3 separate regions of the Mus musculus genome follow, and regions 2 and 3 are each linked to region 1. The links are chromatin loops, found by intact Hi-C in ENCODE. Cell type or tissue: gastrocnemius. All regions are shown on one strand.

Evidence for each region. Hi-C counts contacts between places; a loop is a spot of excess contacts. Peaks named below come from ENCODE experiments on the same cell type or tissue, not always from the same donor. Only the 100,000 strongest peaks of a DNase experiment are listed, where the experiment ranks them.
Region 2: it touches region 1 in a loop (6-fold over the local background); 25 of 42 quality-filtered maps call a loop at or near these places.
Region 3: it touches region 1 in a loop (7-fold over the local background); 29 of 42 quality-filtered maps call a loop at or near these places.

The regions. Positions count from the first base shown.
Region 1 is chr5:111,412,410-111,416,409 of GRCm38, forward strand. No RefSeq gene overlaps it. Among named protein-coding and RNA genes, the nearest start is that of Mn1, 2.9 kb to the right of the region's middle. In gastrocnemius, CTCF peaks have their summits at 1,977 (motif pointing right) and 3,842; a DNase peak (open chromatin) is centred at 1,954; H3K4me3 peaks cover 649 bases; H3K27ac peaks cover 691 bases.
Region 2 is chr5:111,681,326-111,685,325 of GRCm38, forward strand. No RefSeq gene overlaps it. Among named protein-coding and RNA genes, the nearest start is that of Gm36434, 19 kb to the left of the region's middle. In gastrocnemius, a CTCF peak has its summit at 1,785 (motif pointing left); DNase peaks (open chromatin) are centred at 367 and 1,769.
Region 3 is chr5:112,152,437-112,156,436 of GRCm38, forward strand. It overlaps 1700016B01Rik (RIKEN cDNA 1700016B01 gene), which reads left to right and starts at 3,791. Exons shown (of 2, transcript NR_166436.1): 1 at 3,791-3,918. In gastrocnemius, no CTCF peak of the experiment used is centred here; a DNase peak (open chromatin) is centred at 1,522; H3K4me3 peaks cover 1,341 bases; H3K27ac peaks cover 1,808 bases.

The DNA.
Region 1 (4,000 bases):
CCAAGCTGTTCTTACCAGGAACAAGTGGGCAGACCTGTTTCCCAGGGAGTCTTGTGCCACAAGATGAAACTTAGTCGTGAAAATAGTGTGGTATGTCCTGGGCTGGCTGCTTAGGGACAAACACAGGACTCCCTCTCTCCCCCTGGCCTGGTTTCCAAGGAAGCCAGGTGAAAATGACTTCTGGAACCACCTTGAAGGGCAAAGAAAGGAATGGTTTTCAGGTCTCTAGGAATTTGCTTCTGATCTTTCATGGTATTCATGAGGCCCACGTGTGTCCACCTTCTCTGATGCAGGTCTTGGCACTTTTGTTCTCCTGAATGCTGCCTGAAAATTCCCGTATCCTTCTAACTAGTTTCTTTATCTGAAAAGGTCCTTTGGCCTCATCTGAGTCTCATACTCCTATTCTATCCTCAAAACCCTTCAAAGCTTTGGGAAACCCTTTTCTACTTCTTTACCCTCTTATCACAGGTATTTTTAGCCCCTATTGATGGAATCTTTCTCATGTCCAAAAAAAAAAAAAAAAAAAAAAAAGGGGGACTTCTTTGATCTGATCTAAAGGTTGAAATTGTTTTCTGACTTTTCTTTTGCTGAGTTTCCAGATGGAACCTTCACATACAGTGGACGGCTAGAAGAGACACTCTTAGAAGATATCAGGTATCGGTGTGTAGAGAGGTGGAATTGTTGTTGCTTAGCAACCAGCAGCCTGTGGCTACAGGAAGGTCTCATCCCTTGTACCTACTAGTCAGCCAGCCCCTTGGTCTTCTCTCCTGGTCACACTGGGGCTGCCTGGAGGTTTCTGTCCAGGGTACCATCTAGACTGCTCCACTGACACTAGCTCGGAGCAGGAGCAGGAGCAGGGAGCAGTAAGGCATCCACTGAGACATCCACCTTTGATAGCTGGGCTACTGAGCAGGACTGAGTGAGACCATTGTTTTCCTCTGCGTTTTTTCATTCAAATGCAGAAGCAGACAGAGGCTCGATGAGAATAGTGGCTGGGAGGGAGGCTTACTCACCCAGCCACACGTGAGGTCTATTGGCTTTGCAAACACAATCAATGATCAATCACCCTTATGCTCCGGCATGGATGCCCCTTTCCAAACAGAAAATAGAAGCTCAGAGAAGGTAATATTTTGCCCAAGGTAACACAGCCCAAGAAGATAAGATTTAAACCCATAGGTCCATGAAGGACTTCATCTTGGGGCTACTCCGTGGCAAGATGTTGGATAAGCAGGCTTCTCCAGACCTTACAGAGGACGAAGCCAAGTGTCCAAGCTCTAGAGTGCATGGGAGATGCGGGGAAGGGAAAGAACATTTGTTGGGGAAGGATCCAGGGAGGCCATGCTAGCTTAGGCCTGGCAGTAGCCCCAGGATGCTGTCTGTGGACTGGAATTTGGGATCTGCTATTACCTTGCTCTGGGCAAATTCCTTGACCAAGAGAGGCATCTGTCAAATAGGTCAGGTCTGGACCTTGAAGGCACTGAGAAGATGAAGTCAGACTTTAGATGGGAAGCCCCCTGTATACAGCCAGATGAGAGGACACCTCACTGGCCTGTCCCTAGGACTGTCTCCTGTCTGTCTACTGCGCGTGTGCTGACAGGCACCCTTCAGATTTGTGTGGGCTGATGGGCAAATACGAGCATTGTGTCTCCTGCTCTCAGGGCTGTGCATTTTGAGCATGCGTATTTTTGTATGTGGACTTCAGAAGCCCTTCTTCAGCCCCAGTTGGAAGCTGTTCTGAGCAGCTAAGGGGACATTCCAGGCAGCTCCTCACATGTTACCAGCTCAGAGCACCCCAAAGTAGCCTCAGGGCCCCAGCCCATCTGTGTCCCTTCCTTCCTTTGCTGGTGCCAACATGCTCAGTAGTGGTGGTGTTGGTGGGGTACAGGAAGGGGGAGAGGAAGGAGAAGGCCCAGCTAGATGCCTGAGGCTCTGCAGCTCCTGGCTTGGTGCCGGCAGGGGCTCTGAGTCCGTTTGAGCACTAGGGGGCAATGTGTCTGTTTGAAAGAAACAGAAGCCAGCTCCAGAGGTGTGTGCACACACAGGCATATACAGGGGTGCCCACATCACAGAGGGTTCGAGCTGCGGTGCAAAAGGCCCCGCAGAAGAGCATATCCTCCTGCCAGTAGGACATCAGGCACACAAGGGCAGGGGTGAGGGCACCCAAAGGGCAGAGGCAACTGCACAGAGATACGTAGTTGCACACCCAGAGAGAGGTGGTGGCTGGGAGCAGACAACATCCACTTGAGTGCACACACACACACACACACACACACACACACACACACACACACCACAGTGGCCTCCAAAGATGCATGCATCTGCCATATATAGAAACACACAGGTGTAGGCTAGCCTCCTGGGGCAAGGACAAATGTAAGCGTAGTCCATTTATAGTGTTAAGGAAGGGGACCCTACCCACCCTCTTTCAGACACACACCCCAAAGTGCTGACTCTGGGAAAGAGCCTGGAAAATATATGCCCACCCCCTCCTCCCTTCAGATGTGGGGGCCCTCTACCAAAGAGTATGGAGTGACACCCCAAACCCTCAAACCAGTGCTTCCCAGACAGCAGGCCTGTGAGTCTTTCTTCCCAGCTCCTAACATCTCTTCCTAGTGCTCCAAACAGGCCCCCCCCCCACCACCTCCCGGTCCCCTCCAGAATACAAGACATTCCATCTCAACCTATTTAGAAGGCTACTGTCCGCAGGACAGAGGCACATGACCAGGTGTCACAGCTCTGCTACCTGGGGTCTCCTCCTGACATCTATTCCGGAACTCTTCCCCCTTTCTGCCCAGGAGGTTCAAGGGCCCTCAGCTCTGGGCCTGGAGGGTTAGTTGGGGGTGTCTAACGGGGTGCTCTTTCCTTTGTGCCTACACAGGCAAAGCCTCTGTCTTCTCGCTGGCTTTCCTTCCCTGTCACTTTGCTAAGTAATAATTTCCATGTCCAATTCCATTTCTTTTCTAGTTCTGAAACCTCTAAGCTATCAGCAAGAGGATAGTTCGCATGAAAACTAATTACACAAAATCAATATTTAATCACAGACCAACAACCTGATCCTGCAGAAAAATCCTTTTAAAACTCCACCACCCTGCACAAATACTTCTTCCCAATGCTTATTTATGGGCCCCGTTTTTTGGTGGGGGTAATTTTCATTTTTAATTTCAAAAGAAAAAAAAATCTGTAGACTGCAGGAAAAACCCGAGCTTGTTGCAGCTTCCTGAGAGCTTTTATTTCGAGTGTGTGAGGGTGGGGGTGGGGGTGAGTGAGTGTGTGGGGGATGGGTTTGTGTGTGTGAAAGAGTGTGTGTCTTGGGTGTGTGTGTGTGATTTCTTGAGACGTCTCTTGGGGCTTCCTGCCCCCCCTTCCTAAATCGAGCCCATTTTCCAACGTTTCTTTCCTCAGAAGCTCCAGGGAGTAATGAATCGGCCGCGAATGACACGGTAACTTTTAACTCATGCCCGCGACAGTGGAGTGCTTAATCTGAGGTTTTTAAATAAAAAGGGCTCCGGGTTGGTTTTATTATAACGTTTATTTCATTTCAGATTTCATGCGTAATTTAGCAAACGCTAGACAGACTTGGGCGATAAACACTTTCTTTTGTGGGGGGGGGGAAGGCATTTTTATACACCGTGCTTAATTTTATTTAGATTTAATAGCGATATCGGGGGCACTTCAACGAAAGTTTTTTTTTTTTCTTTTCCCCTCTTCTTTTAAGAATCCTGGCTTGCCAGCAAAATTGTCTCGCTTTATTTCATGACAAGGAAAATTAAAAGCCTTTCCGCCCCTCCTCCCCTACTTACACTTTGAGAGGAAAACTCGCACACGCATGCTGGCGCTTGGGTGCGCGCGCGTCCACAGAATAAACACCTCCACCTCCTATCACCTCCAACTTCTAACTTTTAATTGCAAGATAGATTTCAGCCTCTACTCCGTGAGGAGTAGAAAGATCTAAACAATTTTAAGTAAGATTATTGGGATAAATATTCCATATGAAATAGGG
Region 2 (4,000 bases), 270 kb after region 1:
GGATCAGGGACAGGCACAGGTCTGACCCTGGCCAACCTGTCCTGGAGCCCCAGGACACTGTCTACACTGAGAAGACTATGACAGCCTGAACCCTCCAGAGGCAGGAACCCAGAACCCCTCACCCCAGCCAGTGGGTTCATTTACATGATCCTAGCTTAATTCATCCAGGGTATGTAAATGTATGCAAACCAGCATCCAGGAGAGGCAAAAATAGCAGGATGCATTAGCATGCCTCGCAGGAACATCGTTTTATGCAAATGGTTGCTGGGCCTACTGAGTGGGCAGAAAGGGGCATCTTCTCATCTCCAAGAGGGCCAGCTTCCTGACCCGCCCTGGACCCTGGCCAACTCTGCCATCAAGGGCGGGGGCAAGCGGGGAGGTCACAGGTACGGGGACAGACAGAATGGGAGGACCTTGGAGGGCTGCTATCCTGGAGTCTGGTGAGGTCCCTAGGATGGTGGGACCTCAGTCAGCTGCTGTCCTGGCTAGTCTTTGCCTCCACCCTGCGTCCCTCCTCCCTCTCTGCTCTGGCTAGTCCTCCTCACAAGCCTCCCTCTGATTGCTTTCCTGTACTGGCTTCTCTGAGATCAGACACAGACCTCCCACCCCTGGCAGCCTGCATTGTACATCCTGGGCACTGGTTCTGCTTTTCCAGGCCTCACCTCTGTCCTTCTCACACCTCTTGCCTCTGTGCCCCCATCCCCATCCCCCGAGTCCCACGCCAGTGTCTGTCTGGCTCTGACATTCCCTGTCACTTCTCCTCAGCTGTCTCCCCGTTTATGTTTCTTTCTCTGCCTCTGTCTCTCTCCTTGTCTTGCTTTGTCTCTGGCTGTTCCTGTCTCTTATTCTTCCCCTGTCTGCTTTTTCTCTTCTCTCCATATCTATTTCTGTCTCTCTGTCTGTGAGGCTCTCTGTCTGTCTGCTTCTGTCTGCAGGTCTCTCCTCCCTAGATTTTTTTCGTCTCCTTTTCTGTGCTTGTCTCTGCTCTTTCTATATCCACCCCCCATCTCAGGAGACCCCCTCCACTCCATCTCAGGAGACCCCCCTCCACCCCATCTCAAGAGACCCCCCTCCACCCCCTCTCAGGAGACACTGAGGGACTGCCCCCCCAGAAGTACTCCTTCCTGCTCCTGGGATCACCAGAAGATGTGTGGCCATTTGGGGGAGACATGGGGTCTCCCTACAACCCACATTCTGGTGACACCCAGATTCTGGCTGCCATCCACATCAGGAGGGCTGGGGGCCTGAGAACCCTTTTGAAGCTAGGGCCCTTGCTAGCTGAGATTGCCTGGGTTGGGTGAAAGCCAGGGATATGGCTTGGTAGTGACTGAGATTGGGTGATAGCTACTAAGTAAGGGCTGCCTCTTTGCCTCAGTTTCCTTTGCTGAGATGTGGTCCTACTGTGGTCCAAGTCAGGGCTTGCTGCGACTCAGCAACATTGCTCTCAAGTGTATGTCACCCATCTTGCCTTGACTTCCACTTGTGCCTATTGGCCTCAGTCAACCATCTTGCCTTGATTTCCACCTGTACCCATTAGTCTCAGTTTCCCCACCTGGAGACCAGTCCTGCCATTAGGTCATAGGGTGGTGGTTCCATAAACTGTCCTTTTCCTTCCTTCTCCAACTTTGCTGGTGGGTTCCTGGCATCTCTGTGCCTCAGTTTCCTTTTTTGTGGTACAGATGATACAAATTGCCTTCTGAGGTCTCCTGGACACACTGGACTGAATGGGGGTGTCCTATAGGTGACAGATGGTCAGTGTCAGCCCCACAGTGCCACCAAGTGGCCATGCAGGTCACCATGGGGCAGCCTTGGGTCTAGAGTTGGGGGCAGCTATGTTTCTGACCTGTGCCAGGCTCTCCTGGAGCCCTCAGACCCATATGCAAATTATATGAAGGATCCATCCAGGGGCCCCTTGTCCTGCAGAGGCAAGTTCAGACACCAGGTGCTAGACCTACTTTACAAATGCTGGGTGACATCAGGATGGTGTACTCACCTCTCTGAGCCCTGCTTTCCTCATCACACCAGACTGCTGTGGGGGGATCCCTGAAGCAGGAAATGGCTGATCCAGGGCTTCCTCCCCACTCCCCTCGTTCATCAACACCCACTGTATAGTATCCATACGGGGCCAACAATGACTACTGTAGTAACAGCTTGTCCCTAAAGGCTTAGCTCACAGTGTAGGGGGAGAGGGACCACATTGTGCAGTGTCAGCAGAGAACGTCCAGTAGAGACTGGAAAGGGGAAAGATGGGGAGGGAGCCTGCAAATTAGGGTTGACAGCCAGAGGAGGCAGAGTTTAATCAGATGTCCGAGGTAATGGGCTATCAGGCAGAGAGTAAAAGGTGTGTGCAAAGATCCTGAGGCAGGCCACGGCCCCTGGAAGGCGACCAACGGTAATCTTCAGTTCTGCAGCCCTCTCGAAAACCAGATCCTGTTTCTCTCCCGGGTGTTAAGCCTCTGAGAAAATCACCAGGAAGGTTTTAAAGCAAAACAAAAGCCTTTTCTGGGCTGTCCCCAGGACCATCTCTGGGTACTTAGAGTCAGCTTGCTCAGTCTTTATGTCAACGGCCGAACTTGGGTGTCCTTCACACCCCACCCTGTGGTGCAGCTACCTGGGAGCTACTGAGATGCACTAAAGTGAGCCCCTCAAAGTGGCCCTAGTGGGACCCCTCTCCTGGCCCCTGCAAGTCTAGTCCACCTCCCCGTAGGATCTGAGACACGGACTCAGATTGGATTGGTCGTGTCTGTGCCTTGTGAGATCGATCAAACCAATGGATTGGTCGTGCCTAGCCTGGAAACAGCCAGAGGCTCTAAGAACCCACTGGATTAAATCTGCCGCTACCTGAATGTCTTCATTTCACCCCTTTAAGACCAACCATCTAAATGCTGTTACACATAGGTTAAGCCCATAAGAGATGGTGTCCTTGCCTTGGAGGAAGAGGGAGCCTGTGAGAACCGCTCAGATCCTCGGTGGCAGAAGGCTGCCTATAGGTTGCTCCAGCCTTAACAGCTTCAGAGTGGGTAACACGAATTAGTTCTAAACGTTCAGGGTGGTCTTTAACGAGGACTCCTTAGGGGATTCATTTTGCTTTTGACCTGTGGTTTCCTTGTTTCTGTGAGACCCGGCAAGAAGGCTCCAAGATCGGAAGAGAGCAGAAAGCTTCTGGAAGCTTGTTTGCCCACATGTCTGTTAGTAGGTGCAGTTGGAGCTATTGAGGGTTACAGTAACACGTATGCGACTTTCCATGTGATCTGGGCTTCATCATTAGGGTTTATCGAAACCCTAAGGTGCCTGTCCCGGGCAGTATGACCTTACTGTAGACGTTCCTGCAACCCCTTCCAGGAATTTCCTTCATTCGTGGAGTTCAAAGGGCATCTGGTTTCAGGAGGAGAAGGGTTGTTGTCTGGAAGCGTCTGAGAAGGCCAGTAAGGATGTTTTGGGGCAATGCATTCTACTGTAAGGACAGAAATAGCTGAGAGGACAGTATCTGCCTGGGTCCTCTGCATGGTCACACACATTAGCTTAGTTCATTCCAACACTCATGTCCAAGGAATCACTCCATCCCCTGATTTCTGGCCCCAATCACCGGCATCCACTTTGCCCCCCGCTCCCAGTCCATGTTTTTCATATACACAGATTCACAAAAGCATGACCTCGTATATCTGGTCTCTTTAGCATGTCTTTTCCAGGGCATTTTAGCATGGCTGAATATCCTATTCACTTACATGCTGAGTAATATTCTCGTTACGCACACAGCACAGTGTAGTTACTCATTCCCTTGTTGGTGAACACATGGTTGACTCCCACTTGTTACTGTGAGCATTGTGAACGAGATGGCTTTTAAGATTTTACTTATTTTATATTAATTACTTGCCTTCTGTATTTGAGTGTTTTGTTCACATGGATTATGTACCACGTGTGTCCCTGGAGGGCCTGGAGGTCAGAATAGGGTGTCAAATATCCTGCCATTAGAATTATGGATGGTTGTGGGCCAGCATGT
Region 3 (4,000 bases), 740 kb after region 1:
AGGAAATGATAAACAGCCTTTTTAGAAACAGGCTGGGAGCCCCTCAAATAATTACATACAGCACTACCATGTGACCCAAAACTTCCCTGACAGACACACCTATCCAAAGGAATGAAAATACACACCCACACAAAAGTTTCTAACAGGGTCATCCATAAAGCCAGAAGGAGGAAGCCATCCACAGAGGAACCCAAACTCGGGACCTCCATGCATTGGACTATTACTTGGCCCTTAAAAGGGAATAAAGAGTTTGGGGTGTATTATGGAATGGATGCACCCTTGGAACACAATGCCAAACAGGAACAAGCCAGACCAGGAAGACCCCACACTACTGGCTTCCACTGTGTGAGATGACCAGGGATACACAGATCCATGGGACAGAAAGCCAACAGGCAGTTTGGGCAGAAAGGAGAGGCACAGAGATAGACAGACAGACAGAGAGAAAGAGGAGAGACAGAGGGGAAAGGGGAGAGGGAAAGAGAGAAGAGAGAGAAGGAGAGAGAGAGAGAGGGAGAGAGAAGGAGGAAGAGGGAGACAGAGAGAGAGAGAGAAGGAGGGAGAGGGAGACAGAGAGAGGGGGGGGAGAGAGAGAGAGGGAGGGCAGAGGGAGAGAGGAAGTGACCACTAGGCAGGAGCAGGTGCCTTTGGGTGTATCCTCCAGTGAGACTATTGAGCAGTTCTGACCATGACTTACTTGTTCACAGGTATGGGGGACAGAAGTGTACACAGGAGCGCGCGCGCGCGCGCGCGCGCGCGTGTGTGTGTGTGTGTGTGTGTGTGTGTGTGTAGTCCCTCACACATGCCCACCTTGTTTACTGAGGCAGGGTTGGGATGGGAGGAAGGTGTCTTTGGTGAAGGTGGATAGCGGATAGCATCTCTCAGTGGCACCTCTGAAGGACCAGCACACCCAGGTGTGTGGCAGGGATCGAACTCAGGCTTTGGCTTCTATAGCAAGCATTTAACCATGGGTGTCTTCTCCCAGCCCCTAAATGTAATGTTAAACAGGAGCGTTTTATGGTGTGGGGCGACATTCAAACATCAATAAACTGGGAGCGTTTGTCTTGTTTCTTTTCTTTTTCTTTCTTTCTTTTTTTAAGGCAGCCCAGGCAAGCTGCAGGGCGTCGCAACTTTGAAACAAACCCTTACAAGCATCAAGTTCCTCTTTAAAATAGACTAAGCCACATGTCCTGTGGCTGGGGCCCAGCCAGCACACAGTAGGTGCTCACCTGTGAGAGGTTCCTCTCATGCTGGGCTGTGTGGCCCAGGAAAGCCAGGCACACACAGCCCCGGACCGACTGGGCAGGGAGCCGCTCACAGCTGGGTGACATAATTTAGATGGATGTCTCCGGCCATGCGTCGGGCAGGGAGCGGGCGGCCCGGGAAGAGGCCGTGGAGGAGCCCATTACCGTACACGTGTTAACAGCGCATCCTTTGTACCGACAGCGCGGGCGGGCGGGCGCGGGCCGAGGCCGCTCCCCGCATTGTCTGCGCCGCGGCCGGTGATGGATGGGCCAGCCCGTCTTGCCCGGGTATCGCGGGCCGACAGCGACACCGCGTGGCCATCATGGGAACTGCAGTCCAAGGGCGTGTGCGCAGAGAGCCAGCACCAGGCTTGCGTATTGCATTTAGCACGTTAAGGGGACCCACAGGCACATGACTTTTATTACCAAACATAAAGCGGGTACAATAAGGTTCAAGTCCTGCCTCCGAGGAATAATAGAGTGGCGTTCAGTAGGAGCCCAGCCCCACATGCGCCAGGCTCTGAGTCCCATCCCCAGCGCCCCCAAATTGAAAATTAAATTGTTATAAGTTGTTTGGTCGGAGTCTGTAGCATGGCTACTTTGCAGAGGTTCTATTCGGTTCCCTGCACCCACACGATGGCTCACAACTGCCTGTGACCCCAGTACCAAGGATCCCACACTTCTTCAGACCTCCATGGGCTTCTGACACACACATGGCTCGCAGACATATTACTCAGGCACACATGCAAGGAATATTTTTAGTTTTAAAAATATAAAAGTCTTTGCTGTGTGCTGGCACTGATCTGCAATCCCAGAACTTAGAAGCAGAAGCGTGCCTACCACAGATGTAGAGCAGGACCCTGTCTCAAAAGTGGTAAAGCAACCGGCTAGGTGAGGTGGCCAAAAGCAATCAGAGAATACTTTTTTAGTACAAATACATCCCCAACTCCAGAACATCTAACTCTCCTTATGAAAACTAACCTTGCATTGGCTTCTCACAGGGCTTTGCTGGGTGTTGTGTGTGTAAGTCTTGCACTGGGGTGAGTTTGGTCCCCACCCAGTCACCAATCTGCTCCCAAGACCATGGAGAAGCCTGATGCTTTGGGTGGCCAGAATCCAGGAGGCAGCCTAGGGCAGCCAGCCTCGTGAAGGTCCGATGAGTTCCAGTTCCTGAGTTGTTCTGGATACAAAACAGCCCTGCAAGGCTGCCGCCCCTGCCTCAGCACCAAAGCAGCCCTGGCAGCCAGGAATGAGGCACTCAAATCCATATACAGGGAGGGTGCGGCAGGGAGACAGGACAAGGGCACCCTAGACTTGACCTCAGTCTCTTCACATGCCAGAAAGTGACTCATGACCAATAATGAAGACCCTTCGGCAGCCAAGCTCCCAGAACAACCACCTTGGTCCTTAGAAATTCCAGATCTGTGTGACTCTGGAAGCTTTCTGTGCTGCTAGAGTCCTCAAAGAGGAGAAGCCTTGATGTAAAAATACCGCCATAAGCCTATGGGCAGTTTTCTTGATTAGTGATTGATGGGGGCCCGCCCATTGTGGGTGGAGCCAGTTCATTGTGGGTGTGGTCAGCCCATTATGGGTGTGGCAATCCCGTTGTTGGTGGAGCCATCCTTGGGCTGGTGGCCCTGAGTTCTATAAGAAGGCAGGCTGAGGGCTGGTGAGATGGCTCAGTGGGTAAGAGCACCCGACTGCTCTTCCAAAGGTCCGAAGTTCAAGTCCCAGCAACCACATGGTGGCTCACAACCACCCGTGATAAGATCTGACTCCCTCTTCCGGAGTGTCTGAAGACAGCTACATATAATAAATAAATAAATAAATAAATCTTTAAAAAAAAAAAAAAAAAAGGCAGGCTGAGCAAGCCATGGTGAGGAAGCCAGTAAGCAGCACCCTCCATGGCCTCTGCATCAGCTCCTGCCTCCAGGTTCCTTCCCTGCTTGAGTTCCTTTCCCGACTTTCTTTGGTGATGGGCTGTGGTGTGGAAGTGTGAGCAGAATTAACCCTTTCCTCCCCATGCTGGTTGTGGTGTCTCATCACAACAACAGTGACTCTAAGATGCTGACCAAGGAGGTGACTAAATCCAAGCAGTAAGAACCAATCAAATGAGAAACAAGTGCTCAGAAGGGCCTTCTGTCACGCCCCATAATGTGCTTGTCTCTCCCAAATCACCCTACAAAGAATTACCCCTACTTCACAGGAGAAAAACTTGAAATTCAGAGAGGGCAAGTCATCGACCCAAGGTCACACAGTGAGTTAGATGTCTAAACTCAAACTCAGCTCTCTAGATGTCCTTAAAATGCAAGGAATTGTCCTAGAAATGACAAGTTCCAGAGAAGGTAAGACACCCACACAGACTAGCCTCTGTTTTGCACCTTAAAAGTAGGTGTCCCCTCCAGCAACCCCTCTCTCTCCACAGCCCTCCCCCACCCCCAGTACCTCCACTCTCCAGAACAGAGATGGTTGCCAAGGAAACAACATTACCAAATAAGCCCCCATTGTCTGGGGCCCTGAGAGGAAATTCATAAGCCCAACCCCTGCTCATTGACCCCTGGTGACCCCAAGGGAGACACCAACCCTCTCTCCGAGCCCCTCCCCAACCCAGCTCAGCTCAACAAAGTGCACCCCAGAGGGGGCCACAGCCAAGACAGAGCTCCCTGAAATGGCCCAGGTAACTACTAGCCTAGGTTCCAGATGCTTACCTTAGTGGTACCAGCACTTATGGCTTTGTAGGTATGTCCTACTGTGTGCTT